Regions from separate parts of the Mus musculus genome. Here region 2 is linked to region 1. The links are chromatin contacts, found by Hi-C or POLR2A ChIA-PET in ENCODE. All regions are on one chromosome and are shown on one strand. The core of a region is the stretch at or near the end of the contact, and the rest is flanking DNA. Distances in the headings are between cores, read along the strand shown. Region 1 holds the start of Eif2s2 (eukaryotic translation initiation factor 2, subunit 2 (beta)). Region 2 overlaps a (nonagouti).

What was found. A loop is a pair of places that touch in the nucleus more often than their neighbours do. ChIA-PET counts read pairs that join two places held with the same protein, here RNA polymerase II (POLR2A).
Region 2: POLR2A ChIA-PET joins it to region 1 with 12 read pairs in embryonic stem cell. The contact joins the enhancer-like site here to the promoter of Eif2s2 in region 1. A Hi-C loop is called at or near these places in 1 of 37 maps with a recorded cell type or tissue (Patski). POLR2A ChIA-PET finds 5 or more read pairs at or near these places in 3 of 5 experiments (Patski and embryonic stem cell).

The regions. Positions count from the first base shown.
Region 1 is chr2:154,891,596-154,894,269 of GRCm38, forward strand. It overlaps Eif2s2 (eukaryotic translation initiation factor 2, subunit 2 (beta)), which reads right to left and starts at 1,311. Exons shown (of 9, transcript NM_026030.2): 1 at 1,095-1,311. The coding sequence starts at 1,109.
Region 2 is chr2:155,048,875-155,051,548 of GRCm38, forward strand. a (nonagouti) reads left to right here. Exons shown (of 4, transcript NM_015770.3): 4 at 1,754-2,138. The coding sequence ends at 1,924. Among named protein-coding and RNA genes, the nearest start is that of Gm39965, 4.6 kb to the left of the region's middle. Within about 2 kb of position 1,342, at least 1 of the 3 ENCODE cell types and tissues checked has a DNase peak (open chromatin) inside an H3K27ac peak, as active enhancers do.

The DNA.
Region 1 (2,674 bases), core at 61-2,560:
TCCCATGAAACAAATCTCTAATTCCTTAATGTAGTTACCTAAGTCCTCCATAAACTAACCAGCATCTACTTCAACCAAACTAGTGAATACTTCACTTTCTATGCACTTTCTCCCTTCTTGACCATAAACGCCTTGTGATCAGTTTTCTCATTGGTTGAGAAAATTCTGATCATTTCTAGAGCCCATTCAAAAGCCAACTCTGCACAGAACCTTCAACTATTCCTCTTACCCCTCCCCTAGGCCTGTAAGTCAAGTAAGTCACAAATTCTTCGTAAAGTACTTCCTTGGGGCTAGGATTAGGCTTCTAGGCCCAATGCTAAGCAATATCTAAGCCAAGACCACTCTTTTTTCTTTAAAGTCATTTAATGGTATGTGAACTAGGATAAATCTGGAAAAGGCAAAACCCAAAAAGATTTAAAAGAAAAAAAAAAGACACAATAAAACGGGGGACGGGGCTTGAAAAATTCTGAGATCCAAACCCAGTCAGTTTCACAGCCGGACCTTCCTGCTCACCTCGCCTGTAAAGGAAACTTTGGGACTCGGGCCCGAAAACTTTTCTCGAAAGGTGGTCACTTCCTGAGACTTAAAATATCTTCTCCTCTGGCTCTTTGGGTTCCTGTCTTAAGAAATAAGGCCTCGAGCGGGAAACGGGAGCGAGATATCCGCCCGGAAAAGGCAGCCTACAAAGTTTTAACCTCGGTGCTCCACCGGAACCGAGAGGGGCCTCGCAGGGCACCCTGACCCCTCAGCCGTGAGAGCCGAGGCGGCTATGTGTGTGAGGAAAGGAATGCCGGGGCGGCCGGGCAAACTAACTCGGCATTCAACCCCTTTCCGAGAGGACGGCTCAACACGCTCTCCATTCCGAAACGCCGATCACCGTGGGAGACAGGCCTCGCCGCCGCCCTGAGGAGAGCCGAGGGAGACCAAGTCTGAGGATCCAGAGTCCTCGCCGGCTCCACAGCTCCGGGACGCCTAGGCCGGGCTGCTCCACATGGCGGCCGGCTACAGCTAGGCCGCAGGCCCGGCTTCTCACACAGGTGTGGGTTCGGCTTCCTGCCTCAGTCCTTAGCCCTAACTCCAGCTCAGCCTCTCACCTCGTCCCCGGACATGGCTGTAGTTCGAGCGGGTTCGGCAGGGATGAAAAGTCAAACCGGTCGGCTTCACGGCCCGGAGTCAGCGTAGCTCCCACCGATACTTCTCACAGCACCGCACTAGGCTCTTGCATCAGCGAAAGGGAGCGACACCCCGCCCTCCTCTCAAACGTTGGAAGTGCGCCTGCGCAGAGCTCGCCAAAGCGCAGGCGTACAGTAAAGCCAACCTTACGTGCTTCTCGTGGCGCGAGTTATTCGGCGACTCCCCGGCGCCGGGCATACTGGGACTTGTAGTTTGGCTAGAAAAGACCGGCGCTTGTGCGCTTCGGGAGTTTCGAGGGCGTGCACGACTGTTTTAAACATGTCAGGATGTTCGGGTTCTTGTGCTGCTGGTTACCTAAGAGGTTCGAAAAGTGCTGTGTTGCTTGTAAAGTGAATTTGGGGCCATTTTTCAGGTTTAACTTAGTGGAAACCCTAATATGAACCCGTGGAGCTGAGTTCACGCTTTCCCCTAGAATCGGTCTAGTATTCGAGGAATGCACCTCAGTAGAAGCGTTTCACTTCGTGAGAAGTTTAACCTTCTAGCTTTTTACTTCAGAAGATTCTTCCCTGGTTTTCCATAGTTAGACCGAGGAACGAAGCCGTCCTCTGAGGAGAAACAGCCCAGCAAGCTACAGTCTGTCAGGAAGCTTCGAAATAGTCTTAACTAGCTCAATAAAGGGGCTATGTTGAGAAATGTGTAGAGTAGGTAATTAACTTGTTGACGAACTTCATACCATATAAGTAAAGACACTACAACGTCCTAGGCGATATAATCATCTGGGACTATTAATTATGTGTCCTTTTTTGACTAAAGCTTCCTTATATGGTACATGACTCCTTGTTTATGGAGTCTTTGCTAGACAATTCTGGATGTATCATCTATTTTCCCTGGGGAGATACAGCTGCCATTTAGGAAGGCCTCGGAGTATGCGCTTGTAGTTAAAAAACAAAACAACAAAAAAACACCTGTGTTTGTAACCACAGGGAACTGCAAAGCCCCACTGTTTGAAAGAATGCTCAGCTGGGGCGTCAGGTGATCCACTCAGGTGACTGAAGGGACTGCTCAAGTAAGTAGATGCTATCAGGAGATGAGAGTAATTATCAAGTTTTTAATGCTTCTTGCATAAAAAGAATCAAGTGAGGATTAATCTATGATTAGTGAAAAAAAGCCCTCACGTTAGAAGAGATGGGGAAAGTACTTAGTGATTTTTGTAGTTGGCAAAATGTTCTTCTTGATTGATTTTTGTATTCATACCTGATTACTGAGTTTGTCTTTGTTTTGGTCTACTGGAATTACAAAATGGTCTGTCTGAGCTGGGTGTGGTAGCACTTACCATCCTAGCTCTTGAGAAGTAGAGGCATGAATATCAGAATTTCATAACCAGCCTGGACTACATAAGATTTTATCTTTTTAAATTAATCAATTAATTGATTAATATACTTTACATCTTGACCACAGTTTCTTCTCCTCCCAGCCCCTACCCCCCATTCACTCATCCTCTATTTCTCTTCAGAAAGGGGAGGCCTTCCATTGATATCAA
Region 2 (2,674 bases), core at 92-2,591, 160 kb after region 1:
AGGGGCTTAGGAGGTTGAGGCAGGGGGATCCCTAGTTCAAGGGCTGCTGGAGCTTTGCAGCAAATTCAACGACCACCTAAGCAAATTGAGATGCTCTCACAAAATGAATATTGTTAAATGAGGGGATATAGTGGGGTACTAAAGCTTGCCTGTAACACACAAAGCCCTGGGTTCAATTCCCACTATGGCAAATAATTAATAATTAATAATAAATACCATGTTAAAGTCAGCTGGATGTTAATATGTGCTAGAGGCTCCTTAACCCTTTAATACAGTTCCTTATGTTGTGGTGACTCCAACCTTAAAATTATTTTAATTACTACTTCATAACTGTGATTTTGTTACTGTTATGAATTATAATGCAAATATCTGTGTTTTCCGGTGGTCTTAGGCAACCCCTGTGAAAGGGTTATTAGGACCCCGTAGGGGTTCTTGACCCACAAGTTGAAACAGGCTACTAAAACACACTTTGTTAAAAGGCAGTTAGAATGCCTTGAAAAAAGCAATTAAGGACATGCTAGGACCAAACAGAGCCTTCCAAACCGAAACAGACAGAAAAAAGAATGCTTTCTCGCTGACTGAGGACCATTTCATGTTTTTGTACCTATACCTAAAATCATACTACGATAATACAGGTTCCTACACTCTGATAAATAGCAGATTGAGGCATTGTTGAAATGCACATACTATTCCTGTGTAGTGTGGCTCAATTAATTGGATCAACTATAACCAAAGCAGGGAGCACTGAACAAAATACATATACATGCTAGGTGCTGGCAATACAGCAGTAAACAAGAGATTATAGCTGTGTGGAGCTTACGTCTGAGTGGGGAAACCAGCCTTCAAGTAAATCAATAAAGAAATCTAAAGTCTTATATGATACATACTGTAAAGGAATTAAAGCATGGGGAAAGCCTAGAGAAGTAGCATTAAACAAAAAAAATTAGTAATCTAGAGCAATGTCCAGTAGAAACACAGTATAAGCCATAAATGTATAATTTTGTATTTTCTAATAGCTGCCTTAAAAGACTAACAATATTTAAAACTCGGTATAAAGTATTACTATTTCAACATCTAAAAATTTTTTTAAAGTTACTTTTGTGCAGTCTTTAAAATCTGGTAAATAGCTGTCACTGCACACATCAATTCCAACGCTAAATGTGGACCTAGTATTTATGTTTAACAGGAAAATATATGTTTACGTTACACTTAAATAGAAAACTCGGTTCCTCAGCACACAGGACCTGACTACCAGTGCTAGAATGTCTCTAGGCTATGGGGTAGCTAGCCCAAAGGACAGATGCCAAACACAGGAGTCCTCCAGGGCCAAAAGGAAGTTTGTTTCTCCCTAGAGAAATCACTGGGAGCCCTTAAGCGGACGATGAGGTCATAGGAAGGGCCTTCTTTGGCCACTGGAGGATGTTAACTCTAGAGGACAGGGTGGCTAAGGGAAAGAAGACAGTGAGTGGCCTAACCCAGGGGCAATGGATAACACGGATGGTGACAGGCTTCAAACCGGAAGGTTGTTTAAAATTGGGGCTAAGTGGGGCCTAAGAAAAGGGCCAGGTCAGAGCTAGGTAAGCTTGAAGATGAAGGCGATGTGCAGGTTGGGGTGGAGGGCAAGGACCCACTGGGATGCCCTGTGTGCATGAAAAAAAAGGGGGGCAGAGGTCTCTGGTCCTGGACCTCCACAGTACATGAGCATCGCAGGATGGCGTAGCCCGTTCAGTAGTCCTCAACGTCTCTCCTACAGAAAAAGGCTTCGATGAAGAAGGTGGCAAGGCCCCCGCCACCTTCGCCCTGCGTGGCCACCCGCGACAGCTGCAAGCCACCCGCACCCGCCTGCTGCGACCCGTGCGCCTCCTGCCAGTGCCGTTTCTTCGGCAGCGCCTGCACCTGTCGAGTACTCAACCCCAACTGCTGACGCAGCTTCTTCGCTGCGCGCGCAGCTTCGGGAACGGGTGATTGGGCGGGGCTTCAGGGTCCCGCGCTTCTAGGCTGAGGGGCGGGTCTCTGTGGGTGGGGCTTGTGGGTGGGCGTGGTCAGTGGTTGTGACTTGTGGGCGCTTTCAAAAAACCGGTTTTCTAGGAAACCTAGTGGAAGCTAAAATCAGAATACAATAATATTTTTAGGCTGCCGAGGAAGTGTGACTATTTCTTTTAAAAGCCGAAAGCTTCCGGCCGCTTTCCATTATAGAGTCTGGTCCTTGCGGATACCCCGCAGTCTGCGCACGCGCCAGCCACTCTTGCCCATAGGGAAACTACATAGCGCCTACAGCTGCTCGCGTGGTTGCTGTTGCTGCATCTTAGGGATGGGCACAATGTTGGCAGTTCCTTCCAGTCTGCCAGTGTCTAGGCTGCCTCCAAACTAAGGGAAAGAAGCCATTAGGGAACCACCTTCCAGTCTTTTCACCCATTCTCTTAAGCGGGAGCACAAAAATCTTAAGATGTTCAGAATTCCATTAGCAGTCTCAGCCGGGTGGGCGAGGGGAGGCGGGACCGTGCATTTGCAATGGCTTTCTAAATCCAAAAGGATTTGGGTTGAGGATTCCAGAACTTTTAAGAGGCTCTCAATCAAAGTCACCACCCAAACCCACTCCTCTTTTAGTCACAAGGGCACACGGATGTTTGGACCTGAGAGTTTTTCTTACGCCAGGCAGTAGTCCCAGCCTTTT